Linked DNA regions of Homo sapiens: region 2 is linked to region 1. A link is a contact called in ENCODE Hi-C or POLR2A ChIA-PET data. All regions are on one chromosome and are shown on one strand. The core of a region is the stretch at or near the end of the contact, and the rest is flanking DNA. Distances in the headings are between cores, read along the strand shown.

Region 1 (5,432 bases), core at 2,060-4,559:
GCAGTTGGACAGAACCTCAGACCATTCCAGGCGCTCCTCAGGTGTCTTCATTGAAAGACTATCAAATATTTCGAAGTAAAGCCACGCCAGGTCCTTGGCCAACTGCAGCTTCCCACAAGCGATGTGCCTCCATGTAGACCAGTAGAGGCGCGGGTAAGCTCCTTCTGTGGCCCGGATTTGCACATAGGTGGATATCTTCCTGAGATAGTGAAGACTAAACTTGGATGGAGGGGGGACCTGCAAGGCACCCACTATAAAGGGTTCTGCTTTCACCCAGAGGAGAACTCTGGACTGATCCATATTATCTCTAAGGACATCAGGGTGAAAAGGCTTCTTTGCATACCTAGGAAACAAAGTTTCTTCATAAACTGATTTGAAACAAGTCTCATTTATGCATTTTTTCTTGGAAGGTGACCCCTCTCTCTCAACTGTGTCATATGTACTACATCATCATCTTAAAAGGCAGCTCTAGTTCACCAACCAAGAGCAGAACAGTTTTTTTAATCAGATCTCATTATAATCTGAGAAAAAAATTGTGATAAAACAAAATTATCTTACTTGAATTGTTAGAAATCCTTGTTTTAGGAAGTGTGTGTAGATGCATGAAGTCTGAGTGAGATCCCAGGAAGAAAATGAATGAGGGGAAAAAAGTCATCCTATCACAGGAAACCTTTTTCTACTCTGAGGGGGAACACTGTTCAAAATAAGGGAAATACATTTCACAGAGTTAAATCACTTACACAGAAGACAGTTGGTTAAAGATCTGGACATGTTAGCTGAGCATATAAATTCAATATGAAGTGCTAATGTGAGGCAGCAGGCAAGAATGCTAATGTAAATGTAGACTGCAAGAATAGATCAGGAGAAGTTACAGCATCTTTATTCTCTATAACAGTGAACCCACTCTAGCATATTTGATCCTGCTCAGTTCAGGTGTGATTTTTTAGATTTTTTTTTGTTGTAACAATGATACATGATTTTTATGGAATATTTATAAAATACAAAAACAGGGAACCATCCACAATCCCACAAGTAAAGGGCAACAAATTAATATTTTATTGTATTTCCTTCTTCTTCTTCTTTTTTTTTTTTTTTTTTTGAGATGGAGTTTCCCTCTGTTGCCCAGGCTAGAGTGCAGTGGCATGATCTCAGCTCACTGCAACCTCCACCTCCCAGGTTCAAGCGATTCTCATGCCTCAGCCTCCCCAGTAGCTGGGACTACAGGCGTCCACCACCACACCTGGCTAATTTTTGTATTTTTAGTAGAGATGGGGTTTAACTATGTTGGCCAGGCTGATCTCAAATTCCTGACCTCAAGTGATCCCTCGCCTCAGCTTCCCAAAGTGCTAGGATTACAGGCTTGAGCCACTATGCCTGGCCTCTTTGTCTTTTTTCTACACATAAATTAGATGTTAGTTTTTGAATTTTCACAGTTGTGATGTTACATACACAATTCTGTACTGTTTCAAAAGCTTTATAGTATTCTAAATAAATGTATCCCATTTTATTCAACTCTTCTCCCATTTTTAGACACCTTACTAGGTTTCAGATTTTTCACAAAAACAACATAGGCAAAATACTGATCATTATTGAAGTGGGGTAATGGGTACGTGGGGGGCTCACTGATTCTATTTTTGTGTATGTTAAAAAATTTCATTACAAAAGTTCAAATGTTGTCACAAGTGTAAATAATGCTATCACTACCATCTTTCTTCATATTTTCTGCATTACGAATTATTTCTGTGTGAAAATTTTCAGATGTACTTTTGTGAAATTAAGTAATTGACATTTCTAAAGCTTGTGAAATATATCCTTGTTGCTTCCAAATGATTTTATCAAATTGTACCATCCTTTGACTCTGGTACCTACTTCACTGTGCACTCCTCAACATTAGCAACATCATTTTTTTAAAAATATAAAAACTAATTTAAAAAATCAATTATATGACTGATGAAAATTTTATTGCTATTATTATATTTTGCATTTGATTCTAAGAAAACTGTGCTTCTCTCTTTTTTTTTTTTTTGAGACGGAGTCTCGCTCTGTTGCCCAGGCTGGAGTGCAATAGCTCGATCTCGGCTCATTGCAACCTCCACCTCCCAGGTTCAAACGATTCTCCTGCCTCAGCCTCTCAAGTAGCTGGGATTACAGGCTCCCGCCACCACGCCAGGCTAATTTTTGTATTTTTTTAGTACAGACAGGGTTTCACCATGTTGGCCAGGCTGGTCTTGAACTCCCTGACCTCAGGTGATCCGCCTGCCTTGGCCTTCCAAAGTGCTGGGATTACAGGCGTGACCCACCGCACCCGGCCTGCCAACTGTGCCTCTCTCGAGAATCATCTGTTCGGAAAAATAACTGACATCAATCGAGTGCTTACTATGTACCAGGTATCATGCTCATGATTTTGCATACTTCACCTCCTTTCATCCTCACAACCACCTGGAGATACAGTACTTAAGACTGTACACATTTTCGATGAAAAAAAAATGAGGCTTAGCGAAGTTAAGGGATTTCCCTAAGGACACCTACTTAGCTGGCACAGCTCTAGATTAGGATTCAGGTCTGACTTGAGAACTGCATTACTATAAATGTACTCTAGGAATCCAGTTTTGGGAGAATCTCTTAAAAACGGGAGTGGATCCAGAAGAGAATTTCCAGAATAAAGAGTCTTAGACAGGAAGCCAGGTGAAAGAACCAGGGAGAGTAAACTCAAAAGAAGGGCGTGGAAGGGCAAAAGGCAGCTGTCTTCCAATGTGGAGAGACTGGAGTCGTTTTGAGTAAAACCAGACGATAAAAGTTAGGCGAGGAAGACCTCGGTTCTCTCCAAAATGTAAAGAGGCTGCTCTGTGAGGTACTGAGCCCCTGTCAACAGCCAGATCCCAGAGATGAGCCCTCCATTCTAACTCCGAGAATCGAGAGGGCTCAATCCGTAAACAAACATAAACTGGGGCTCTGACCCTGGCGGTGCCCTGAGGTTAAGGTTTTTCAGGTCGGGAGATCGGCGTGGGTCCAAGGCGGCTGTCCTGGGGCTTCGCCGCCACCTTGGACGCGATCCGGGGTGGGACTCTGCGTGGGCCGCCCCAGCGTCGCGACCGGACTTCAGGAACACAGACGCTCACGCTGACAGGGTCGGTAGCTGACCCGAGACGCGGTAAGCGCGAAGGCAGCCTCCTCGACCCAAGCCTGAAGCCTGACTAACCCACACCGCCCTCCCCGGCGCACCCAGTGCGCGGTTACCTGCTAATGCAGGCGCCGCTCCGCCGCACTTCTCCGCGCGCCGCCGCGCCCGGCGTCCGCTCGCTGGGCCCGCCCCTCACCCTCCTCCGCGCGCCGCTGCCGTGCCCACTGCGCAAGCGCGAGGCCCCGCACCACCGAGACCTGGCGGACCCCGTTGCTAGAGCGGCAGATTGCGGCTCAAGCGTCTGAGAAAATCTAGGCTGGGGTCGAGAGTCCGCAACAGTGGCACCTGGAGCCAGACCCACCGCTTTCTGGTGTCGCGCCTTTCAACCCGGGGGGGTAGGAAGCTTTCTGTTGCTCCGCATAACTGTGGTCAGCTAATAGCTGCTGGTAAGATCAGCACGCTTTCATCAGAAATGCTACTAATACTAATGGCAGTTTGCATTTATAGAGCACTTACTATGGTCTCAGCACTGTGTAAAGCAACTTTATGTGTATTTCCTAAGTCTTGTCAAGAGCCCTTTAAGTACATTCGTTTTACTGATGAAGAAACTAGGGCCTAGAAAGGTGAAAATAACACAACCCTAAGGTCACACAAGAGATGGAGCCAAGATTCAAGCCCAGGGCGTCTGAAGCAAGACTGGCACTCCCTGCCGCCCCTCGGTGTCAGCTCCTTAACTCTGTTAGCTTTCCTGCCGTGTTTCCACCTTCATGAAGCTTTTTCAGATTACCGGGCAGAAGCCATCACTCCTTCCTTTAAACTTCCATTTCAGAATTTCTGGACATTTCCTGCTTTTTTTAGTTCCTTTATGGCCTCTCTAGGTGTGATAGATACAAAGGTAAATTAGACCGTAAAATGCAATTTAGTTCCTCTTTTGTGTGGCCATTGTCCCTACTGGGTATCTTCCTGAAAGCAGGGGCTTCAAATTTACACATACCTGGGTTAGGATCCAGGCTGCACCACTTATTAGCTCAGTGACCCTGCTGTTACTTGTTGAGTACCACTGTGTGTCTGGCACAGTGGTACGCACTAGAATGACAGAAGTGAACAAAACAGACAAGGTCCTTGCTTTCTTGGAGTGTATAACAGGGAGAATAGACAATACATATTAAGGAATAAAATAAGATAATTTCAAATAGTGAAAAATGCTATGAAAATTGGGGCGGGGGGTCAGGGAAGGCCACTTTGTGGTGCCAAATTTGAGCTGAGGCCTGAAGAGTAAGAAGCCAGCCATACAATGATCACCATCCCAGTAACTTTGACTCAAAAGTACTTCAGCACCTACTCCATGCCAGGCACTGTTCTAAGGTGCTCTTTTATACAGCTGTGAACAGAACAATATAGATTCATGCTCTCATGAAACTGGCATTTCAGTGTGTAAGTCTAGGGACCAGGGATGAAAAAAATAGGAGGCCGGGCGTGGTGGCTCATGCCTATAATCCCAGCAGTTTGGGAGGCTGAGGCGGGTGGATCACTTGAGGTCAGGAGTTCGAGACCAGCCTGGCCAACATGGTTAAACCCAGTCTCTACTAAAAATACAAAAAAATTAGACGGACATGGTGGTGTGCGCCTGTAGTCCCAGCTACTCGGGAGGCTGAGGCAGGAGAATCGCTTGAACCCAGGAGGCGGAGGTTGCAGTGAGCCAAGATCACGCTACTGCTCTCCAGCCTGGGCGACAGAGCGAGACTCTGTCTCAGGAAAAAAAAAGAAATAAAGAAAAGAAAACAGGGTGGTGTAAGAGTAAGGAACTCAGTAGGGGCTAATTTTGATTAATTGGTCAGGGAAAGTCCTCCCTGAGGTGGCGACCTTTAAGCTGATATATGAGTTAAAGAAGGAATCACCCATGCTAGCACATGAGGGAGAGTACAGTGTTTCAGGCAAAGGCAATAGCTAGCACAAAGGCCCTCGGCAGGAATGAGCTCGGTGTATACAAAAAAAAGAAAGGAAGCAAGTTTTGCTGGAGCATGGTTAGGAGTATAATAGGTTTACAAAGCATAAACGGCTTTGTAAACTAGCATGGAGTTGGGATTTTATTCTAAGTGCAAATGAAGAGCCATTCCAGGCTTTTAAACAGGGGAGTGACATGATTTGACTTTTATTTTTTATTTATTTATTTATTTATTTATTTTGAAACGGTGTGTCACTCTGTCGCCCAGGCTGGAGTGCAGTGGCAGGAACTCGGCTCACTGCAACCTCCACCTCCCAGGTTCAAGCAATTCTCCTGCCTCAGGCTCCCGAGCAGCTGGGGTTACAG
Region 2 (5,667 bases), core at 469-2,968, 910 kb before region 1:
AATCCTCAACCTTTCTTTATCTTCTTGAGGACAACAATGATAAAACAAAAAGGACTGGGTTGGGTTGTCTGCTACTATTTTTTTCTAATTCAGTGGTTAGCTGAACAGTAAAGGAATAAGAAAAGGAAAGATGAGAGCGGACGGGAATAGTCATGGGGCAAATGTTCTAGATCTCTGTGGGACTCTGTCTCTGCATGGTGTGGCGCTGCCTGGGACTGAGAGGGAACAAGGGCCGTGGGATGAGAGGAGGTGGTAGAAGGGCCACAGGGCCGTCAGGAGCAGCCTCACCTTGATAGAGGCTCCGGCGAATCTCGCCAGCTGTTTGATGTGTGCCCCCTTCTTCCCGATGATGGCGCCCACAGCCTGGGTTGGGATGAAGAGATTCACAATCTCCTGCTCTGGATACTGGGAGGGCGAGACAAGAAAGAAGACATCATTCCAACCAGGCTTTCTCCTCCAGGCACTCAACAGGTACCAAGCACCTTACCATGAACCCCATGGTGGGAAGGCCCCGCCACCCAAGGAAATGGCCAAAATGGTGCACAGGATCCTTCTGCGGCCTGCGGCTCTGCAGGTGTGAAGCCTGAGGAAGGGACCTGAGCACAGGCAGCGCTAGTGATAATCAAGGGCATCCTCCTCTTGAGCTTCTCAATTTGTTGGATTCCAAAAGCTGTCTGATCGCAGGTTTTCTGTCTTATACAAATGTGATCTGTATCTCTCCTGTGTCTTCACCCAAGAAATGAAAACAGCTATTAAACATACCTGGCCTGAAGACGGCCCCAAGGCATTCTGTTAGAGGGAATGGAAAGCTGCCCAACACATCTGGTATCCGGAGAAGCATTTTCACAACTAAACTTGACCTGACCCAGCTGCACGGTGACTGGCTCCAGGAAGATGGGGTGAACCATCCCTCCTGGGACCCTGTGACAAAAGGCAGAGGCTCTTGGGCAAGGCTGCCAGGGGTCCTTGCAAGTGGGGTCTGTGCAAATGACATTCTCATTTGCTAGACTTTGTTCAAAGATCTTTGGAAACTCTGCTATTCAGTGCCAACAGCACGTGCTCATCTGGCCTTCTGCTTGCCCATCTGCAGCAGTTCCTGCGACCTGTGAGGTGTGCGAGCATCCACAGGTGCAACAGCAACGGCCTAGGCCTCTGCAGAACCTCAAGAGCACTCGGGTGCTGGGGAGTTTGGCGTGCTCAGGCTTTGAGGTGTGTCACTCCCAGGACAAACCAGAACCACAGGAGACAAGATCTGCATTGTGAACATTCACTGGCCACCAAGGGCCAAGTGGGCCTAGCCCCAGGAGAAGTGGCAGGTGCGGCTGAACTGAGGGGGCACTTACAGAGTGATGATGCGGGAACGGGCCAAACTGGTGATGGGGGTACAGGCTGGAGAAGTATCCGGAGTGGGTCTGCAGCATGAGAGAAAGAGTCAGTGGGCGGGTGCTCTCAGGGACTGTCACTGGCCTCAGGGAGGCCAGATTCCCAACATGCGACACAGGCTCTCTGTGGCATCAGCTGGCTCCACTGTCGTGTCTACACGCCTGTCCCTCTGTGTCTCAGATCTCTGCTCCACTTCTCCCACTCAGACCACGGAATGCTTGGCAAGATGTCCCCTGGTTGCAGTAGCTCTCTGGGCTAAATGTTCATCATTTCTAAGCTGAGTCATGCCTGAGGCGTCCTAGGAACATACCATGGGTGTGAACACACACATACACACATACACCCACTGGCACTTGCACCCATACACTCTTAACCTGCCCTCGGGTGGAGAGGCGGGGCCAGTGCCTTCCGTTTTCTGGAGAATGATGAGTCGTAGATGAAAAAGAACAGAGTGTGCTGGACAATACCCAAGAGTTATTCAGAACAAGCAAATGTGTTCCTGGGCAGATAGATCAGTCAGCTCCATCAGAGAATTCTAGAAGGAATGGAAAGAATCCTGAGAAGGGAGAAATGTCAAAGGAGACTGAGCTTTGGGAATCTGAAATGGGAGGATCACTTGGGTTCAGGAACTTGAGACTAGCCTGGGTGACACAGAGAGATCCCATCTGTATAAAAAATAAAAATAAAAAATTAGCTGGGTGTGGTAGTGTGCACTCTGGTCCCAGTTACTCAGGAGGCTGAAGTGGGAGGATCACTTGAGCCTAGGAATTTGAGGCTGCAGTGAGCTATGATTGCACCACTGCACTGGTGCTATGCCTGGGCGACAGAGCAAGGCCCTGTCTCCATAAGAAAAAAAAAAGAGAGAGAGTGACTGAGAGAGGAGAGAAAGAAAATGAATGTGGAGAGAGAGGAGCAGGGAACAGGAGGGCAGATATGGACAGAAAAAAAGTAGAGCTATTAAGAAAATAGAAATTTAGAAAGTAGCTGCTTTTATTTTATTTCTTTATTTTTGAGACGGCATTTCACTCTTTCGCCCAGGCTGGAGTGAAGTGGCGCGATCTCGGCTCACTGCAACCTCCGCCCCCGCAGGTTCAAGCGATTCTCCTGCCTCAGCCTCCCAAGTGGCTGGGATTACAGGCACCCCCCACCACGCCTGGTTAATTTTTTGTATTTTTAGTAGAGATGGGGTTTCACCATGTTGGCCAGGCTGGTCTCGTACTCCTGACCTCAGGTGATCTACCCGCCTTAGCCTCCCAAAGTGATATGATTATAAGTGTGAGCCACTGCACCCTGCCAAGTAGCTGCTTTTTACTGAATAGGTACTGTGTACTAGATACTAACATAGATATTTTGTGTCTATTCATAAACTCTTTTAATCCTCACAACAGTCCTATGAGAAGGAACTATGTCTGATTTGATACTTTTTTTTTTTTGAGATGGTGTTTCACTCGTTGACTAGGCTGGAGTGCAGTGGCGCAATCTCGGCTCACTGCATCCTCCACCTCCCGGGTTCAAGCGATTCTCCTGCCTCAGCCTCCCAAATAGCTGGGATTACAGGCATGTGCCACCAAGCTCAGCTAATTTTGTATTGTTAGTAGAGACAGGGTTTCACCATGTTGGTAAGGCTGGTCTTGAACTCCTGACCTCAAGTGATCCACCCGCCTCAGCCTCCCTTTAAAGTGCTGAGGTTACAGGCGTGAACCACCGCGCCCGGTCTGATATATTCTTACAGGCAGAACGCTGACCTGAGTCAGCAGAATTGCTAGCTGTGCTTTACACAAGGCTGGGTCAACACTGACATTGCTGTTCCAGGAAAGGAAGTGAACAGCTCTGGGCACCATGGAACCAATTCCCACAGGCCCACCCTGCAAGATAGTCCTCCAGGAAGACGATTCCAACAGTGGTCAGACGTGGCTGAGGTTTGGAGTCTGGTGACCCAGCTTTCACTTGAGGATCCCTGAGCAAATCTCACAGTGACAGGCAATGCCCTCCATCCCCCGAATCTCCTGAAGGTTAGGATTTTGCCTTATGACCCATTAGGGACAAAATGAAACCGTTGCCCTTTTTGAGCTTGGAATGAGAAGGCAGAGATGTGAACAACTTGAGGAGCTGCTCCAGGGCTGCTGTAGGTTACCAGCCACGCCTGCCGGCGACAGAGCTCCACTTAACACGGCTGTAGTGAGAGCCTTGCTTTGACTTGGAAAGGGGCTGCAGCAGCCCCTCATGCCCACAAGAGGGCGCTATGAGATCAGCAGTCTCTTGGCAAGCTCAAGTTTTGCAGGAAGGTGGGTGAAGCAGTTTCTCTCTCTTGGCTCTGCTTCTAAGGACCCCCTGGAAAGAACATCAGCTCCAGAGCTTTCTCTGCAGGTCCGTGTCCTGGGCCATGAAGAGCTGGGGGAGAATTCATGCAACTCTTCTGCACAAAACTCTAGTCTGGGAAAAGAGCACTTCAGCCCTCCTCCCGCCTGAAGAATCGTTCCTTCAGGTCTCATGGCAGAAATAATTCCTTTGAACTATGATTTGCCATTTCCTTACAAAACTCATGTGAGGCCGGGAATAGACAAGCCACAGTGTGGCTCCTATTCTGGGTTCAAATACTTCTCACATAAATACTATCAAATTTAGACTTCCTAGGAACTCAGGGTAAGAAAGAGATTTTTAAAATTAGCTGTCAAAGGATAAAAAGGACAAATTCTCTTTTATTCATGAGTAACAGCTGAAAAATTGTCACAGGGAAAGAATCTTGAACTTGCAATCAGGAGCTTGTTTCTAGCGGAGGCTCTGCCATTAGCCCCTGTATATAGAAGTTAGTTTCTGGTGTCAGAAGATCTGAGTCTCTGAATCACTACCTCTACAAGTTGGAAAAAATTATTTAATCTTTCTGAGCCTTATCCACAAACAGACTCAAATAATATCTAGTTCTTATAGTACTGTTGTGAGGGTTTGTTCATTCATTCATTCAAAAGGCATTTGAGGCTGGGCACGGTGGCTCATGCCTGTAATCCTAGCACTTTGGGAGGCTGAGGCAGGCGGATTATTTGAGGTCAGCAGTTCAAGACCAGCCTGTCCAACATGGCGAAACCCCATCGCTAGCAAAAATACAAAAATTAGCCGGGCGTGGTGGTGGACACCTGCAATTCCAGCTATTCAGGAGGCTGAGGTGGGAGAATCGCTTGAACCCGGGAGACAAGAGGTTTCAGTGAGCCGAGATCATGCCACTGCACTCCAGCCTGGGTGACAGAACAAGACTGTCTCAAAAAAAAAAAAAAAAAAAAAAGGCATCTGAGCACCTACTCTGTGGGAGGCATTGACCCGGGTCCCGGGTGCTGGGGACACAGTTATTAAGACAGTAATGGTCACTGTCAGCATGGAGCTTGTGTTCTACCGGGGAGGCAGGCACAAAAGAGAACTTCAAGTACTGTGAAAGAAATGAACAAGAACAGGCAAGGAGCAGGTGTGGAGGTGAGTGGTCTGGAAAAGACTGCTGCAGTCAAGACCCAGGGAGGAGATGGAGCCCCAGAAAAGGCACTGGGACGGAGCATTCTAAGCAGGGTTCTAGGAGGTCCAGAGCTAGAAAAGGGGTTGGCCTACTGGAAAACAGAAAGGAGGGCAGTGTGGTGAATGTGAATGAGGGTTAGCAGGATGTGGCGGGGGAGGCAGCACCAGTGGGCTACAGACTTGACACTCAGCAGGACAGACGCCCTTGACGGGTGCTATGTGGCATTCAGTGAGGTCACAGGAATGAAAGATCACTGGGCACTGGATGAGCTAAATTAATTAGTGATAAATGAGTGCTTATGTATAATGAAAGGTCTGGCCAGACGTGGTGGCTCAAGCCTGTAATCCCAGCACTTTGGGAGGCCGAGGTAGGCAGATCGCTTGAGGTCAGGAGTTCAAGACCAGCCTGGCCAACATGGTGAAACCCCACTTCTACCCAAAATACAAAAATTAGCCAGGCATGGTGGTGCACATCTGTAGTTCCAGCTACTTGGGAGGCTGAGGCAGGGGAACTGCTTGAACCCGGGAGGCGGAGGTTGCAGTGAGCCGAGATCATGCCACTGCACTCCAGCCTGGGTGACAGAGTGAGACTCCATCTCAAAAAGAAAAAAAGACAAAAAAAAAAAAAGTGTCTTATCAGAGCATACTATTTCCCCTTCCCATACTTTTTTTTTTTTTTTTTTTTAAGATGGACTAGCTCTGTTGCCCAGGCTGGAGTGCAGTGGCATGATCTTGGCCCACTGCAAACTCTGCCTCTGGGTTCAAGTGATTCTTCTGCCTCAGCCT

What was found. Hi-C counts contacts between places; a loop is a spot of excess contacts on that map. ChIA-PET counts read pairs that join two places held with the same protein, here RNA polymerase II (POLR2A). Pooled maps may share reads with other maps.
Region 2: a pooled map shows a loop between it and region 1 (4-fold over the local background). The contact joins the enhancer-like site here to the promoter of TBCCD1 in region 1. A Hi-C loop is called at or near these places in 1 of 168 maps with a recorded cell type or tissue (aorta) and 4 of 50 pooled maps. POLR2A ChIA-PET finds 5 or more read pairs at or near these places in 1 of 52 experiments (PC-9).

The regions. Positions count from the first base shown.
Region 1 is chr3:186,564,030-186,569,461 of GRCh38, forward strand. It overlaps TBCCD1 (TBCC domain containing 1), which reads right to left and starts at 3,310. Exons shown (of 8, transcript NM_018138.5): 1 at 3,238-3,310; 2 at 1-343. The coding sequence starts at 300. RefSeq lists a silencer at 3,214-3,503.
Region 2 is chr3:185,656,998-185,662,664 of GRCh38, forward strand. It overlaps IGF2BP2 (insulin like growth factor 2 mRNA binding protein 2), which reads right to left. Exons shown (of 16, transcript NM_006548.6): 11 at 1,344-1,412; 12 at 289-405. Among named protein-coding and RNA genes, the nearest start is that of IGF2BP2-AS1, 53 kb to the right of the region's middle. Within about 2 kb of position 1,719, at least 16 of the 41 ENCODE cell types and tissues checked have a DNase peak (open chromatin) inside an H3K27ac peak, as active enhancers do; they include PC-9, where a contact is called at or near this core.